Linked DNA regions of Homo sapiens: region 2 is linked to region 1. Evidence: chromatin loops called from intact Hi-C (ENCODE). Cell type or tissue: PC-3. All regions are shown on one strand. Each heading gives the region's core, and the rest is flanking DNA. Links, peaks and the distances in the headings are about the cores only.

Region 1 (9,674 bases), core at 856-8,855:
TCCCTCAGGAAACAGGCTAGAGCTCATAAGTGCTGCCCAAAAAAACAAAAAGTGACAAGCGTATGTATGCAAATTGGACTTCCTAAGTGAATTCTAAGGGGAGGCCAGGGAAAGCCAAGGTCATTACAGGGAGCTAATTCCAAGGAAAGTGACATGGGTGGAGAAGCCTTTAGGAGATCACTTTCCTGAGCTACAGAGAGGCCTCTGAGGCTACTGGGTGGAATACGGCAGTGGGGACGGCTTGGATGGGAAGTGAGGGAGAGGAAGCATTCATCTGGCTTGGAGAAGATACAGACTGTTAAATTTTAAAAGTAGGAGGCTGTTAGCCTGAGGCTGTGAATGTACTTTGAGTTGCTTTCTAACAAACTGCAACCTAATTTAAGAGCACAGGACTACCTCATCCGGATTCTCAGATATTGCATATTCAGTTCTAGACCACTGCAATAAAGCAAATATCGCAGTAAAGTGAGTCATATGAATTTTTAGTTTCCCAGTGCATATAAACGTTATGTTTACACTATACTGCCATCTATTAAGTGTGTGATCACATTATGTCAAAAAAAAGTACACATCTTAATATTCAAATATTCTATTAATTATTTAAAAAATGCCAATGATCATCTGAAGCTTCAGCAGGCTGTAACCTTGTTGCTGGTAGAGGGTCTTGCTTCCATGTTGATAGCTGATGACTGATCAGGGTGGTGGTTGCTAACAATTGGTGTGGCTGTAGCAATTTCTTAAAATAAAACAATAAAGTTTGTGCGATGATTGACTCTTTCGTGAAAGATTTCTCTGTAGCTTTCAATGCTGTTTGATAGCATTTTACCCACAACAGAACTTCTTTCAAAATTTGAGTTAATCCTCTCAATCCCCACTGCCACTTTATCAATTGAGATTATGTAATAGTCTAAATCTTTTGTTGTTATTTCAACAATGTTTACAACGTCTTCACCAGGAGTACATTGCATCTCAGGAAACCAATTTCTTTGCTAATCCATATGAAATAACTGCTTTTTTTTTTTTTTTTTTTTTTTTGAGATGGGGTTTTACTCTTGTTACCCAGGCTGGAGTGCAATGGTGCGATCTGGGCTCACTGCAGCCTCCACCTCCTGGGTTCAAGCGATTCTCCTGCCTAAGCCTCCCCAGTAGCTGGGATTACAGGCACGCTCCACCACGGCTGGCTAATTTTTGTATTTCTAGCAGAGACAGGGTTTCACCATGTTGGCCAACCTGGTCTCAAACTCCTGACCTCAGGTGACACACCTGCCTCAGCCTCCTAAAGTGCTGGTATTATAGGCATGAGCCACCACTCCCTGCCTCATTTGTTAGTTTTATCAAAGCAGCAATTCCATGACATCTTCAGGCTTCACTTCTAATTCTAGTTCTCTCGCTATTTCCACCACATCTACAGTTATTTCCTCTACTGAAGTCTTGAACCCTTCAAAGTCATCCTTGAGTGTTGGAATCAACACCTTCCAAATTCCTGTTAATGTTGATATTTTGACTTCACCCGTGAATCACAAATGTTCTTAATGGCATCTAGAATGGCAAATTCTTTCCCGAAGGTTTTTTATTTACTTTGCCCAGATCCATCCATTTTGTAAAGCCTTACAAAATGTATTTCTTAAACATACAACTTAAAAGTTGAAGTTACTCCTTAATGAGCTGCAGAACAAATGTTTTGTTAGTAGATATGAAAAAGATTAATTGTCTTGTACATCTCCATCAGAGCTCTTGAGTGGCCAGGTGCATTGTCAATGAACAGTAATATTTTGAAAAATAATATTTTTTTTCTGAGCAGTAGATTTCAACAGTGGGCTTAACATATTCAGTAAACCATGCTATAAAAAGATGTGCTGTCATCCATCCAGGCTTTTTTCCATCTATACAGCATAAGCAGAATAGTTTTAGTATAATTCTCAAGGACGCTAGGATTTTTGGAATGGTCAATGAAGGTTGTCTTCAACTTAAACCTCCAACTGCGTTAGACCCTAACAAGAATCAGGCTGTCCTTTGAAGCTTTGAAGCCAGGTATTGATGTCTCCTCTCTAGTTATGAGAGTCCTAGATGGGATCTTCTTCCAATAGAAGGTTGTTTTACTTACACTGAAAATTCATTGTTTACTGTAGCCACCTCCATCAATTACCCTAGCTAGATTTTCTGGATAATTTGCGGGAGCTTTTACATCAGCACTTTGCTGCTTCACCTTGCACTTCTATGCAATAGAGATAATGTATTTCCTTAAACCTCATGAACCAACTTCTGCTAGTTTCAAACTTTTTTCCTGCAGTTTCCTCACCTCTCTCAGCCTTCATAGAACTAAGAGTTTTATGAAGTTCATAGAAGAGAGTTAGAATCTTTGTCTGGATTAGGCTTTGGCTTAAGGGAATGTTGTGTCTTCTGTGATCTATCCAGATCACTAAAACTTTCTTCATATCAGCAACAAGGCTGTTTCAGTTTCTTATCACTTGTGTGTTCACTAGAGTAGCAACTTTAATTTCTTTTAAGAATTTTCCCTCTGCATTCACCACTTGGCTGTTTGGTGCAAGAGGCCTGGCTGTTGGATGATCTCAGCTTTTGATATGGCTTCTTCACTAAGCGTAATCATTTTTAGCTTTTGATTTGAAGTGAGGGATATGCGACTCTTCCTTTGGCTTAAACACTTAGAAGCCATTGCAGGGTTGTTAATTGGCCTAATTTCAATATTGTTGTGTTTCAGGAAATAGGAAGGCCGGAGGAAAGGGAGAAAGATGAGGTGAGGTGACAGCCAATCAATGGAAAAGTCAGAAGACACACACAACCTTTATCAATTAACTTTGCCATCATATTTGGGCAGTTTGTGGTGTCCCAAAACAAGTACAATAGTAACATTAAGGATCACTGATCACAGATCACCATAGCACGAAAAAGTTTGAACTATTACAAGAATATCAACAATGTGACACAGAGACGTGAAGGAGCACATGTTATTGGGAAAATGGTGCTAATAGACTTGCTCCATGCAAGGTTGCCACAAACCTTCAATTTGTAATAAGTTCAATATCTGCAAAGTACAATAAAATAAAACACAACAAAATGAGTATGTCTGGAACTTTTTTTGTAACAAAAGCCAATTATAAATAATTAAACTTCGATCAATCACAGGCAGCCAACTCATCACATCATGCCCAAAAAAGGCAAATGTTTCATCACACCATGTCCAAATAAGGCAGATTCCTAGTTATCAGATGATATCTCTACTCAGCTTCTGTGTGTAGCCTGTAAAAGCTCACGGCTCACACTGCTTGGCTGAGCTTTCTGAACTTTGTCTGGTTCTGTGTTGTATTGGTCAAGGTTTTCTAGAGGGACATTACTAATAGGATATATGAATATATGAAAGGAGTTGAGTAGGGAGAACTGGCTCACATGATCTCAAGGCAAAGTCCCACAATAGGCCACCTGTAAACTGAGGAAGAAAGGAGCCAATAGTCCAAAAGGCTCAAAAGCAGGGAAGCCGACAGTGCAGCCTTCAGTCTATCGCCAAAGGCCCGAGAGCCCCCGGCAAACCACTGGTGTAAGTCCAAGTGTTCAGAGGCCAAAGAACCTGGAGGCTGATGTCCAAAGGCAGGAGGAAAGGGAGGAAACATCTGGCATGGGAGGAGGATGAAAGCCAGAAGACTCAGCAAGCCAGCTTATCCCACTTTTTTTCCACCTTCTTTGTTCTAGCTGAGTTAGCAACCAACTGAAAGGTGCCCACACACATTGAGGGTGGGCTTTCCTCTCCCAGTCTATGAACTCAAATGTCAGTCTCCTCTGGAAACAGCCTCACAGACACACCCAGAAACAATACTTTACCCCCTATCTAGGCATCCTTCAATCCAACCAAGTTGACACCTAATATTAACCATCACATTAGTGCTGACTGATTCATGAATCATTCCTTGCTCAAATAAATTCTTTTAAATCTAATTTGTCTAAATTTTTAACAAGGTCTCCAGAGTTGCTAAAATCTAGGGATTGGGTGTTTATTTCAAGTTAGCTCTTCAAGTTAGCCAGATTCTCAGGTATTTGGCTCTAGTTAGATTCAGAGACAGCTCAAGAGCACCCTGAGAGTTTCCTCATTTGTTAAAATGGGGATAATAATATAAAGCTTGCTTTCCTCTCAAGTTATTGTTGTGAAGATCAGACAAAAGAATAAGAGAGTGCTTTCTAAACCAAGTCAAATGTATACCAGGGAATTATATTTTTTTTACAAGTCGCAGTTTAAGGCACAGTTACTCCCTTTTCATATTCCACCACTCCCTAAACTTACCAGTTATTGTATCAACATTTTAAGAAAAAAATACATTGTTCTGCATTTTAACCTGTTGACTTTCAACAGGGTGAGTCAGGATGCAGTGATCTGCGTAAGGGTGCCTTCTGATCTTCGCACATGCAGGAGGAGTAGAGAAATGTACACAGGACTGAAGGTAAAGAAACCTTGATTCTTGTCTCATCATGGCTCCAACCTGCTGCCTGACCCTGGACAAGTCTCTCTCCATCTTTCAGCCTCAGTGTTCTCATCCACTTCCAATTCCACCTGCACCAGCCCACATCTTCTATTTACCCCTTTCCTGCCATAATTTTTCTCCATAGAACTTATCCTATTTCACATTTTATGTTTACTTATTTAATGTGTTCATTGTCTCTTTCTCCTTAGTAGAATGTAAGCTCATGAGGGAAGGTATTTTTGTCCTTTTTGTCCACTATTATCCTCAAGGGCTAGAATAGTGCTTTATGCCTGAGTTGCTCTGTGACTAAATACATGAACGAATGAAGACTAAGGATATTAAACTAGATTACCTCAGATTTACCAATATTAATTGTTTGAATCTTTGATTTAGTCATGAGGTATTTTTCCATGTGGTTTCTTTCTACCTTGCATTATCCTCCCCCAAATGAATTATAAGAAATACTTTTACATTCAATGAGCTTAAAAACAACCAGAATGATTCAAGTTAGATCTAAAGGCTTTCTTATACACTGAAATGAATTCTATGTTAGTTCCTACAACAGAAATAGATCTCAAGTTATCCATTTGAATACAATGTGTTTCTCAATGTATATCACTACTAGAATGCAGGCACTGGGCCCTTCTATTCATAGGTATGCCCAAAGAAACAAGGTAAGCAATTTGAAAGTAGAGCCTTAGAAGCTACCCGATGGAACAGTATGAGGGAAGCCTGGGCCCATTTCCTGTCCTTGAGGAGTCTAGTTCTTCAGAAGGAAGTGAACCTGCCCAGTTGCAAAGAGACGGTTGAGATTTTTTTTTTTCTAAGTTTATTTGTTACTAAAAATGCCTTAAAAATGCATTGGGCTGTGCCATAGATTTGAGTTTCTTCCCTCTGAAACTCATGTTGGAATTGTATCCCCAGTGTGGTAGTGTTGGGAGGTGGGGCCTAGTTGGAGGTTTTGGGGTTATAAGGGAAGATCCCTCCTGAATAGATTAATGTTCTCTTGTGGGGGCAAGTTCTTGTTCTCTCTTGTTCTCATAGGAATAGATTAGTTCGTAGGAGAGTGGTTTGTTAAAAAGAGCCTGACTTCCTTGGTTTCTCTCTCTTGCTTCCTGTCTCACCATGTGATATGTTTGCATGACCTGCCTTTCTACTTTCCACCATGACTGCAAGCAGCCTGAGGCCCTCACCAGATACAGCTGCCCAATCTCAAACTTTCTAGCCATCAGAATTGTGAGGTAAAAGACCTCTGTTCTTTATAAATTACTCAGCCTCACGTATTCTATTATAGCAACACAAAAAAGACTAAGACTATTTCAGTTTGTCCAGTGGGTGTCAGGATGACTCAGCTGAAGAAAGAGCAGACTGAGTAGGAACTGAGTCATTGCTTACATGTCTAAGCCACGTTGTTACCTGCAAAGAACAGAGAACGGATGTTCTTCCTGCCAAAGAATTGGAGGAGAGAAAGAGCTAAGATTTCAGTATAACAAAGTTAAGAAAGGACCCAAGAGGGAACTAACTGTCAGTAATAATAAGGAAGCACATGACGATTACTGAGCAAGTGCTAAAAACTTCTGCTTTGGAAATCCTTGCAAACAAAAATTTTCCATAAAATTGAAAGGGCTGTGAGTTCAGAAAAACCTTTAAGAATTCATGGCAATTAAGAAATGTGGGCCGGGCGTGGTGGCTCATTCCTGTAATCCCAGCATTTCGGGAGGCTGAGACGGATGGATGACCTGAGGTCAGGAGTTTGAGACCAGCCTGGCCAACATGGTGAAACCACGTCTCTACTAAAAATACAAAAAATTAGCCAGGTGTGGTGGCGGGTGCCTGTAATCCCAGCTACTCAGGAGGCTGAGGCAGGAGAATTGCTTGAACCCGGGAGGTGGAGGTTGCAGTGAGCTGAGATTGTGCCATTGCACTCCAGCCTGGGCAACAAGAGCAAAATTCTGTCTCAAAAAAAAATGTGATTAAAAATCAACTATGCTTGTAGAAAGGTAGAATTATTGGGAGTGGAAAGGGATGATTAATTCCTGATGATCAATTTTTGAGGTCCTACCCAAGAGTCTATTATACTTTCTTCTTAGAAGAAAAATGGTTGAAACCTCTTCATCCTCAATGTGTCTGTACCCCTGTGAAAGGGAAATAAAATCTCAGGACTCCAACTCACTATACCAAAGGGAAAAATAAAGCTTTGAAACTGAGTCATGTAAAATGCTGACTTTACTTTTGTTCCTAAACAGATAGTTATGAGACAGGAGGACATATATCTACTCAAGGGGCCTCCCTCACCGTGACAATGTAAATTAACAGCTTATCTTTACAGGTATGGAACAAAAGGAAACTAAAAATTGTCCCCCTGTCCACCCTGAGATGAATGCATATTTGACTTCTCCTCTTTGTTTACTTTAACTTAAGCAAAGTACAGATTTATGAAGTGCAAGACAAATATATAATTGGCTATTCCTCTATCTTTTCCTTTTCACATGTAACAGGTAGATTCAGTGATAGCTAACCCAAGCCTCACAAGAATGTGACCATATTCTCCCTTTTTTTTCCTTCCTCCTTTCCCCACCCACCCACTTTTTCCACTTTAAATATTGAAGCCCTCAAAATCCTCTTTGGAAAAATTGTGGGCCACAGATCCTACCGTGGCTTGTGTCTCTTCTTCCTAGGGACAACCTCAACCTTGACAAAATGAACCTTTAAATTAATAGAGACACTGTTTTAGGTTTACAAATTGGCAACCATGATGAAATTCTGAGTGGAGGTGGCCCTTGACCTGTGGCAAAACTCCTAACGGTGCCTGATACTAACTTGGGCTATTTTTATTGCTCAAACCAATAGGACAACTTGCTGAGGTCTGGGAGCTTCATCCTCTCCAGTGAAGCCTTGATCTCCCAAAATTGGAGTGAGATCTAAGGTTTATTTTGCTATTACAATTCCATTCTGGAGTTCTGCTTGCTTCTGGAAAGGAAGGTGACTTTTCCTGCTTTTACAATGGTAGAGAGCAGTCTTTAGCCTGAGCCTCATTCCTGGATAACAGCTAAGTTGAGATTTTGTCTTAAAAATTCTCTTTAATGACTAAGTTAGTGCCAGAGGTATTCAAACCAGGTGACTCCATCTTGAATAGGGGATGGGTAAAATTAGGCTTAGACCTGCTGGGCTACATTCTTAGTCACAGGATGAGAAAGAAGGCTGGCACAAGATAAAGGTCACAAAGACCTCACTGATAAAACAGGATGTGGTAAAGAAGCCAGCCAAAACCCAACAAATCCAAGATAGCAATGAAAGTGACCTCTAGTCATTCTCATTGCTCATTATACACTAATTATAATGTATTAGCATGCTAAAAGATACTCCTAACAGCATCATGACAGTTTACAAATGCCACAGCAATGCCAGGAAGTTGCCCTGTATGGCCTAAAACGGGGCAGAACCATCAGTTCCAGGAATTGCCTTCCCCTTTACTGGAAAACATATAGATAATCCACCCCTTGCTTAGCATATAATCAAGAAATAACAATAAAAATAGCCAAACAACAGCCATTAGGGCTGCTCTGTCTATGGAGTAACCACCCTTTTATTTTTTTACTTTCTTGATAAACTTGCTTTCACTCTACTCTGTGGACTCTGTGGACTCACCCCTAATTTTTCTTTCATGAGATCTGAGAACCCTCTTTCCACTAACATAAAGATTGACAACCAGCTATTCTTAACTTCTCCTTACAATTAGAGTACTCAGTAATCATATAAATTGTATGAACGCTTCCATAGTTAAGTCATAACCTTATTAATGCTTATTGGCTTCACTGGGGAGATTACCCTTTGTAAAGATGCTCAAAAGCCAGAAATATCAGCTATTTGCCTCAGCTAAAATCTGGTAATAATGAGACAGCCAGGTGGGAAGGGCTCCCTGGCAAAACTCCAGCTGGTCTGCACACTGGGAGGAGTGCACTCTGGGGTGGAGCCACAGAAGTTCGTGCCATTTGCAGTGGGGAGGAGCCTGGCCTCTCCTCTTCCTGGGTGGAACCTGGGATTCAATCTGCAAGGCAGAAAGCACACTCTCTCACTTCACCAAGAGTCTCTGTTTTTCCATTTTCCCCCCCTTTTCACCCAATAAAATCTTTACTTGTCAGGCCTCTGAGATTTTGTGCTGCTCCAACGCTTCACTATTTCATTTTATTTTTCTTATTAATACAAGAAGACGGGAATGTCAGGCCTCTGAGCCCAAGCTAAGCCATCATGTCCCCTGTGACCTGCACGTATACACCCAGATGGCCTGAAGCAACTAAAGATCCACAAAAGAAGTGAAAATAGCCCTCATCTTTACCCGCCTGAGGAACTTCTTTACTTTCTAGACAGATATGGTGAGAACTCCCTAGACATTTCACACCAACAAGCTGCCACACTTCTCCGCATCTACTTACGGCACCTTTCTCCTTATGTCAATTGCACCCCCCCCCCCCAAATTTGGACCCCTAACCACACAAACAACTATCCTATCCCTGTTGCCGCTCCTTTATGCATCTCCCGACAACAGCCTACTGGAATCCTTTTAGGCAACCTTCCACTGTCCACATGTTCCTTTACTCTTTATCTCCAGAACCCAGCCACACACATTATCAAACAGATGGTAGCATTCCAACTTTGCATTACTGATAAGACCTCTATCATTACTGACAAACTAAAAAACATTGGCAATCACTATTGTTTAGGAAGACACCTACCCTGCATCTCACTCCATCATTGGCTACCCTCCCCCTGCTCATCTGAATCTCCTCCTAGCCCCTCCTCTTGCTTGCTTATACCCAGCCCCATGAATAGCAGTGAAAGGTTACTTGTAAACACTATGTGCTTTTTCATACACCATGAAAACTGAACCCCGCCCTCTACACAGTTGCACCATCAATCCCCATTACAACCTCTAACAGCTGCTACCCTCGCTGGATCTCTAGGATTTTGGGTGCAGGATTCCTCTTTCAGTACACCCTCTCACCTTTTCACTTTAAATTTCCAGTTCTGCCTGGCAAAAGGTCTCTTCTTTTTATGTGGCTCTTCCACCTACATGTGCCTACCTGCCAACTGGACGGGCACATGTATTCCAGTCTTCCTTACCCCCAAAATCCAGTTTGCAGGTGGGAACAAACAACTGTCTGTCCCCCTCATGACATCAACATGACAAAAAAGAGTCATCCCACT
Region 2 (9,674 bases), core at 1,092-9,091, 66 kb after region 1:
TTCATTTAAGTCTTTAATTTATTTTAGGATTGTTCTTCTGTCTGATGCAGGATAAGGGTCAAATTTTATTCTTTTTAAGTGGATTTCCACTTTTCCTACACCAATTGTTGAAGAGACTATCATTTTTCCATTATTTATCTTAGCATCCTTATTGGAGATCAGCTGACCATATATGTATGGATTTATTTCTGGGCTGTCTGTTCTGTTTCATTGGTCTATATGTCTGTCTTTATAGCAACATCGTACTGTTTTAATTACTGTAGCTTTCTAAAATATTTTAATCAGGAAGTATGATGTTTCCAGCTTTGTTCTTTCTCAGGATTGATTTGGTTGTTCATGGTGTTTTGTGGATTTGCCTAAATCTTACAATTGTTTTTTCCATTTTAATCCAAAACGCCATTGACATTTTGACAAGGATTGCACTGAATCTGTAGATCACTTTGAATAGTAAAGACTTTAATAACATTAAGTCTTCCAATTCATAAACACAGGATATCTTTCTATTATTTGAGGCTTTAATTTCTTTTATCCATTATTATTGTTTCAGTATAAGAGTCTTTTACCTTCTTAGTGCAGTTCATTTCTAAGTATTTATTCTTTTTGGTGCTATCGCAAATGGGGTTGTTTTCCTAATTTTTTTTCAGAGATTTTGTTGTTAGTTTATAGAATTGCAACTGATTTTTACATGTTGTTTTCATGTCCTACAACTTTACTGAATGTGTTTGTTAGTTCTAACAGCTTTTTGGTGGAGTCTTTAGGGTTTTCTACAAATCAGGTTATATTGTCTGTAAACAGGAACAGTTTAACAGCCTTCTTCTCTTCAATATTTTAGGAAGAGCTTGAGAAATATTAGGGTTAATTCTTTAAATATTTGGTAGAATTCACCCATGAAACCGTCTGGTCCTAAGCTTTTCTTTGTTGGGAATTTTTAAATTACTGAATCAATCTTTATGCAAATTATAAGCCTGTTGTAAACATTCTATTTCTGTATTATTTAATGTTGATAGATTGTATATGTGTAGGAATTTATCCATTTATTTTAGGTTATAGTTTACTGGTGTATAATTTTTCATAGTTGTGTCTTATGATCATTTTCATTTCTGTGGCATTAGTAGTAACATATTTTCTTTCATTTTTGGTATTATTTATTTGAGCCTTTTGTCTTTTTTTCTAAGTCTAGCTAAGAGTTTGTCGATTTTTTTTTACCTTTTCAGAAAACCAACTCTTAGTCTTACTGAGGGTTTTCTAATGTCATTATAATAAATTTTTCATTTATTTCTTCTCTAATCTTTGTTTTTTCTTTCCTCTGCTAACCTTGGGTTTAGTTTATTCTTCTTTTATAGCCCCTTTAAGTATAAATTTAGGTTCTTTAAGATTTTTCTTTTTTTAATATAGGCATTTATTGCTATGAACTTCCCTCTTAATACTATTTTGGTGCATTCTGTAAGTTTTAGTATGTTGTACTTCATTTTTGTAATTTCTAATTTCTTTTTATTTTTTCCTTTGACCCAGTGGTTGTTCGAGAGTTTGTTATTTAATTTCCACATATTTGTAAATTTTTTAGGTTTCTTTCTGCTGTTGCTTTCTAGTTTTATTTCATGGTGGTCAGAAATGATTTTTAGTTAAATTTGAATCTTTTTAAATTTGTTAAGATCTGTAACTTAACATGTGGTCTATCCTGGAGAAAGACCTACATGCTTAAGAAGAATCTGTATTCTTCTACTGGTAGGTGGAATGCTCTGTATATGTCTTTTAAGTCCATTTGGTCTACAGTGTTATTCAAGTCCTCTGTTTCCTTATTGGTCTTTTGCCTGGATTTGCTATCTACTACTGAAAGTAGGGTATTGAAGAGTTCTACTATTACTGTATTGTTATCTATTTCTCCCTACAGTTCTGTCAATGTTTGCCTTATATATTTAGTTGTGCATATGCTGGGTGTATATATATTTACAATTTTAGTAGCCTCTTGATTAATTGGCCGCCTTATCACTGTACAGAGCCCTTGTCTAGTGTGTCAGATTTTAACTTCAAGTCTATTTTGTCTGATATAAGTATAGTCATCCTATTGTCTTTTGCTGGCATTTGTAAAAAAAAAAAAAAAAAAAAAGAAATTCTCCCCTACTTCTAGCCTATGTCTATTCTTCATTTCAAAGTGAGCTTCTTATAGACAGCTTATACTTTCAGTCTTATATTTTTCATCCATTCAGCCACTGCCTTTTCAGTGAGGAGATTAGATTAATTCATTTACCTTTAAGGTAATAAATAAATTAGCCATGGTAGAAACATTGTACCCTAGAAACCAAAAAATGCTATAAATAGAAGACTTTATGTTTTAAAAAATGTTTTAAAAATATTTATCAGCAAATTACTAGAAATTACTAGAAATATTTATGTTTGTGTTCCTGATTGTATTTTAAGTTCTTAGAGTCACATTTTTTGTTCTTCTGACTTCTTACTCTTCTACTACTGTCATCACCAGTATTTGTGAAAATCCTTAATGTAACAGACAAAACCAATATTAATTTTATTAATAGTAATAATAAATTAACCCAATTAAATAAAGCAACCTTCCTCTTGGGGCTATTGACTATCCTTCAAGAAAATGGATCAGAATAGAGTAGGAAATGAAAATGAGATGTAGGTTCCAGAACTCAAAGACTTACAAAGATAAAGACAAAACAAAGTTTACAGATGCATCAGAAAATATTTGTTCTCTATAAGTAAGTCAAGAATGTGGAATTTTAGGGACCGTGTAAAGTGTTTCATGCCCTCACAACTACATGAGCACAAAGTTTCCTAAGACCAAGGAGAGCTTGAGCATTATGCACACATACACCTTGAGAACTCATATTGCCATTTCTTAACTTTTATGGAACTTTGAAGACAGCTGAATGCAATGGTATAGGACCAAAAAGAGTACAAGGTATCTGAATTTGATTTTTGTCTCCATGACAACTTGTGTCTTTCTCTCTGAATCTTTCAATTTTCATAAATAATCAAAAGATTTCCCAAATATATTTAAATCTAAAGTAAAAATAATATAACAGGATAAGTAGTTGGATTAAAACCAAGCTTTGATTCCTAGTAGCTGTTGTGATCTTTGCATGACATAACTTTATTGAGTCATAGTGTTCTTTTCTATAAAATAAGAATGATAATACTTGTAAACCATACGGTCTGAGAGGAAAACAATGAGATAACCTATGGAAAGGATTTAGCATATGCCTATGATGTTATTAAATGTTACTATTGTTAGCATTATTAACAGTTTAAGAATTGCCCTCAATATCCCCTCTTTTATGCTTAAATTTCTTTAAATAATGCAATGATGTGTTTGTCCCACTCTATTCACTTTCAATGCCATTGCCACACTTTCAACAAACAGCATATGAGAAAGCATAGCAAAGAGACCTGCATTTACAGATAGCCAAAACTCATACAACCTGAAATCTAGTGAGGATCAAGGTGGATATTTCCAAGTAAATAATTATAAATTTATTTTAACATTCCTAATGTAACACACAGTTTCTGCGTAACAAAATTAAATCATTTGCTTAAGATCGTATAACAAAAGCTAAAATACAGGGTTCTCCATTTACTAACTGTGTAACTTTGTAAAATTTATTTAAGGATTAACCTTCTAGTTCCCCAATTGTAAAATGGGAATATTAATAAAATATCATATTTTAAATAATCTATTAAAGTTAGAGTCAATCCTCATTATTCATAGGTTGCATATCTGCACATCTGTCTACTTGCTAAAGCTTATTTCTAAGCCCAAAGTCAATACTCAGTGTACTTTCATGGTCCTTTATGGACATGCAGAGCTGGTGAAAACTTTGTCACCGATGTGCATGTTTCCAGCTGAGGATGAACAAGGCAATGCTCTGCCTCCTTGTTTCAGTTCTCATACTGTAAAGTTTTGTTAGTGAGTGATCTACTCAGTGCCATGTTTTCATATTTTTATTAATTTTCTTGATGATTTCACTGTTTAAAATGTCTTGCAAGCATAGTACTGAAGTGCTGTCCAGTGTTCCAAAGTACAAAAACACTGTGATGTGCCATAGGGAAAAAATATGTGGGTTAGATAAACATCATTGAGACATGAATTATAACGCTGTTGGACATGAGTTCAATGTTAATAAATCAGAATATATATTAAATAGAATAACTTTAAAACAGAAACACACATTATTTTAATAAAGTTTTGCTTTGATCAGTTGACAAAAATGTGCCAGAGGCTTTCAGGAATATAACCCTTTACTATGCTAAGAACAATGGTTCATTAGGCACAAATTCAGAGTTTGTGGAGACTTTTTAGAACATAACTCCTGCAAATATTGATAATTGACTATACATATAAAAAGAACCTAAAATATTTCTGGATCTCCATAACTAGTAGATGTCATCATCTTCTTAACCATCATTAACGTAATTAAATAAATTCAAGAGTTTGGCCTAAGGTTAGAAAGACTGGCTTAGAGATAAACGGAAGATATACTAAACTAGCACATAGTCAAGTATTCTAAAATGGAAAACTGTTCAGCTTGAGTCTAAGGGAATCATCAAAAGATGAGTCACAGGACTATTGGGCCACCACCTGTTTGTAAAGGAAGCTTCATTGGAACGTAGTCACACCCATCTGTTTACCTATTGTCTACAGCTGCACTACAATAGCGATGTTGACTAGTTCCGACAGAATATATGCCCCCATAAAGTCTGTCTGCTCATTTAAAGTTTGCTGACTCCTGGTCTACAGGGAAAAAAAATTATCTTTATATACAAGGTAGAGCTTTAGAATTAGAAAAATCCTTAGCACTCTTTAAAATGCCAAAGTGTAGACAAAATATCTGCTGTTTTCCTCTCTTACTGGGATAAAATTCCAAAAACCAAGCACATCTATCTCAGGATGTGTGAATGTATGTTTGTATGTGTATGTATCTTTCCCACAGACTATCATGTCCATAACAGAGATGGGGGAAAGAGGACAAAAGAAATAGTGGCTCCAAGTTGCAATCCACACTTTGAAAATGTAGGATACATACAGTATAACTTGATTATTTTTTATTGTCCTTCATACGCAAATGACTGGTTACTTTTTGGCTCATATCAGTAAGGCACTGCTTAATTTCCTGAGCAGCCTGATGTTGAGTGGCATGCTGGATCAAACTTCACATGAGCACTCTTCTGTTCAAATATTTATCCTGCTGCTTTCAGGAGTTTCTATATCAGTGTTTCAGTATTCCACAAACTGTGAGACTACAAATTCTCTGATTCAAGTCAACTCCATTAAGGTTATTGGGACAGAAATTGTTAAGGAAGATGAACTGACATTCACTCTCACTTCACCCACCAGATAATAAAACTTCCAAGACTTCTTCAATCCTTATTATAATTATTGACTGAATATTGCCAACTTAGCACATCCACACTCCTTCACCGCTGTGAAAGGTTTATTACAAATGGAAAAAGAATAAATGATTTGGTAGATAGATGAGGTGAAATGTAGAGAAAATAATTATTTTAAGAATGGAAAAATATGAGAATACTTATATGCTTAGTGAATGGTGCAAGCGAAAGGTGTCAAAGGGCTTAATTAGTATAACAAGCTTACTAAAGACAGGTGAGGAGAAAGAACTCAGTGGAAAAAAAGATATATCAAGCTCATGTAATTTCTCCACTAGAAGTCATATCCTCAAAAAAAGGTTTAATATGACTGCTGTCACACAAATATTTTAGTTAAAGGAGTCACAGCTTGGTAGTGACTAGCCACCGAAGTTGAAGTCTGACCAGCAGGTGACAAAAAGTAGGGCTCACCGCAAATCCAAACACCTGTGTTCTAGCCTTCAGCTCTCAGGTTGAGTTGTTGGTTCTTCAAATGGTTGTTTCTCTGCAAACAATTCTTATCGGGTTGAACCATCCTATTGCACATGAGAGCTAAAGTTTCTTCCTAGTACCTGTATTTCTCTAGTGTTAACAAATCTGTGAGCTGGGCCTGGAACCCAGTTTCTATCCTTTTCCTCAGCAGTAGAGCTGTCCTGCCACACTTTATCATGAAGTCCTTGCCATTCCTGATATCAATGGGCATGACAATCTCCTAGTAAATAGCCATATGTCCAAATAGTACCCCAAAATTGAATTTTAAAATTTTTAATCAAGCATATTTGAAGGAGACTTAATTAATTGAAGGAGGGTGGATTGATGTTAATTATGTCTTTCAGTTACTGGTCTCATTATTCTCTCTAACCACATACTTTGTGTTGTGCCCACCCTCAAGCCAAAGACAGATTTACAATTTAGATCCAAGTTTAGCCTTCTTATATTGAGTCTAAATGGAGAAGGATTGTTAGCCATCCAAATAAACTTCCTTTGTGAGGACTGAATTTAACTGGGCATTTGAATCCTTCCTGATGGCATAGGAAGGAAAGTATAGGTCAGACACTTGTCTACAGAGCTAGAGCAGATTAGATTGAGAGAAATAAAGTCTACACATCAGTCAGTCCGATGTTAAGTCCTTTATTTCTCCATATGACTGTGCATACTGGGTAGCACAGATTCCATTGTACTCAATCTCAATATACCTTGTAAGGAAGGGAAGTAGTCATTATTTTCTTTTTTTTTTTGTCATTATTTTCTTGATGTGAGTAAAACGCCTATAACATTAAACATTTTAAGAACCAAAGTTTGGGTTGAGGTAAACCTACTCTTGCTCCACAACTACTGATACAAGTTATTTTTCAGCAAGGGGCTATTCATTGGGGAAGAGACCATATACTCCTAATGTTTCCCTCACTGTTTCCCAAATATGTTACACTGTAAAACTATAAATTTCTTCTTTTCTTCTTTAGAGGACCATCCTATCATCACCTCCAAAAAAGACATAAATCTGGTAAGTCTTGAATCTTCCCAACTTGAAGGATTTTAGGAAGTCCTAGCCAGAACAATCAAGCAAATGAAAAAAAAAGAAGGCATCTAAATAGGAAGAGAGGCAGTCAAACTATCTCTGCAGATGATACGATTCTATACCTAGAAAATCCAAATGTCTCTTCCCAAAGGCTCCTAGATCTGATAAACAACTCTAACAAAATTTCAGGAAACAAAATCAATTTTTAAAAGCTGGTAGCATTTCTATACACTAACAACATCCAAGCTGAGAGCCAAATCAAGAACACAATTCCATTCATAATAGCCACCAAAGGAATGTTGAACAAAAATACCCAGGAACACAGGTAGCCAGGGAAGTGAAGATCTCCACAGTGAGAATTACAAAACACTGCTGAAAGAAAACAGAGATAACACAAACAAATAGAAAAACATTCCATGCTCATGAATAGGAAGAATCAACATTGGCAAAATGGCCATACTACCCAAAGCAATTTACAGATTCAAGGCTATTTCTATGGAACTAATGACGTTTTTCATAGAATTAGAAAAAAACTTTTCTAAAATTAATATGAAAACCAAAAAGGAGCCCAAATAGCCAAAGCAATCATAAGCAAAAAGAACAAAACTGGATGCATCATGCTACCTGACTTCAAACTATACCACAAGGCTACAGTAACCAAATGGCATAGAACAATACAAAAAAGAGACATATAGACCTATGGAACAGGGTAGAGAAATAATGCCGCACACCTCCAACCATCTGATCTTTGACAAAGCCAACAAAATAAGCAATGGAGAAGGGATTCCCTATTCAATAAATGGTGCTGAGATAACATGCTAGCCATATGCAGAAGATTGAAACTGGACCCTTTCCTTTCACCATATACAAAAATCAACTCAAGATGAATTAGAAACTTAAATGTAAAACCTAAAACTATAAAAACCCTAGAAGAAAACCTAGGAAATACCATTCTGGACATCAGCCCTGGCAAAGATTTCATTATGAAGACTCCAAAAGCAATTGCAACAAAAACAAAAAATTAACAAGTGAGACCTAATTAAACAAAAGAGCATCTCTTCACAGTAAAAGAAACTATCAACTGAGTAAACAGACAACCTGCAGATTGAGAGAAGATATTTGCAAACTATGCATCTGACAAAGGTCCAATGTCCAAAATCTATAAGGAACTTGAACAAATCAACAAGCAGAAAACAAATAACCCCATTTAAAAAATGGACAAAGAACATGAACAGACATTTCTTAGAAGACATACACACAGCTAACAAATTTACAAAAATATACTCAGCATCTCTAATCATTAGAGCAATGCAAATCAAAACCACAATGAGATACCATCTCACACCAGTCAAAATGGCTATTATTAAAAAGTCAGGAAAATAACAGATGCTGGTAAGGTTGCAGAGAAAAGAGAACACTTATACAATGTTGGCAGGAGTGTAAATTAATTCAGCCACTGTGGAAAGCAGTTTGGCAATTTCTCGAAGAACTTAAAACAGAGCTACCAGTCAACCCAGCAATCCCATTACTTTTTATTTACCCAAATGAATATAAACTGTTCGCCATGAAGACACATGCACGTGTATGTTCATCCCAGCACTATTAACAATAATAGCAAAGACATGGAATCAACCTAGATGCCTATCAATTGTGGACTGGATTAAGAAAATGTGGTACATATACACCATGGAATACCATGCAGCCCTAAAAAAATAAAATAAAATCATGTCGTTTGCCGCAACATGGATGGAGCTGGCGGCCATTATCCTAAATGGATTAATACAAGAACAGAAAACCAAATACCACATGTTTTCACTTATAAATGGAAGCTAAACATTTAGTACACATGGACACAAAGAATGGAACAATGGACACTGGGACCTACTCGAGGGTTGAGGGTGAGGATGAGAATCAAAAAACTACCTATCAGAAGGCAAAGGAGTCCAGACATGGTGGCTCACACCTGTAATCTCAGCCCTTTGGGAGGCTGAGGAGAGTGGATCACTTGAGGTCAGGAGTTCAAAACCAGCCTGTCCAACATGGCAAAACCCTGTCTCTACTAAAAATACAAAAATTAGCCAGGCGTGGTGCTGCATGCCTGTAATCCCAGCTATTCAGGAGGCTAAGGCACGAGAATCGCTTGAACCCCAAGGGCAGAGGTTGCAGTGAGCTGAGATTGTGCCACTGCACTCCAGCCTGGGTGACAGAGCAAGACTTCTTCTCAAAAATAAAATAAAATAAAAAAGAAGGCAAAGGAGGAGCAAAGTCACATCTTACATCGTGGCAGGCAAGAGAGCTTGTGCAGGGGAACTCCCATTTTTATAACCATCGGATCTCATGCGACTTATTCACTACCATGAGAACAGTGTGGGTGAAACTGCTCCTGTGATTCAATTATCTTCACCTGGCCCTGCCCTTGACACATGGGAATTATTACAATTCATTGTGGGATTTGGGTGGGAACACAGCCAAACCATATCAAATGAGGAGGGACATCTTGAATTTAGGGCCCAATGCTCCCCTCTCTGCATCCCTAAACCCACTGTTTTTTTCCATCGCAATCACCACATTCCAACCTACAAACATTGGGTTGGGTATAAACTACTGTGTTTTGCAACCTGAGATCATTTCAGGGGATGAACACTATTTATGAGGTTTCCCCAGCCATGTGGAACTGTGAGTCAATTAAACCTCTTTCTTTTATAAACTACCCACCCTTGGGTATGTCTTTATTAGCATTGTGAGAACAGACTAATACACCACTCTAGCT

Evidence for each region. Hi-C counts contacts between places; a loop is a spot of excess contacts. Peaks named below come from ENCODE experiments on the same cell type or tissue, not always from the same donor. Only the 100,000 strongest peaks of a DNase experiment are listed, where the experiment ranks them.
Region 2: it touches region 1 in a loop (5-fold over the local background); 4 of 110 quality-filtered maps call a loop at or near these places.

The regions. Positions count from the first base shown.
Region 1 is chr12:54,931,645-54,941,318 of GRCh38, reverse strand. It overlaps the pseudogene LOC105369778. Among named protein-coding and RNA genes, the nearest start is that of TESPA1, 48 kb to the left of the region's middle. RefSeq lists an enhancer at 5,129-6,328. In PC-3, for the core only: a CTCF peak has its summit at 5,807; DNase peaks (open chromatin) are centred at 4,378, 5,858 and 7,668; H3K27ac peaks cover 5,784 bases.
Region 2 is chr12:54,865,750-54,875,423 of GRCh38, reverse strand. No RefSeq gene overlaps it. Among named protein-coding and RNA genes, the nearest start is that of MUCL1, 16 kb to the right of the region's middle. In PC-3, for the core only: no CTCF peak of the experiment used is centred there; a DNase peak (open chromatin) is centred at 4,593.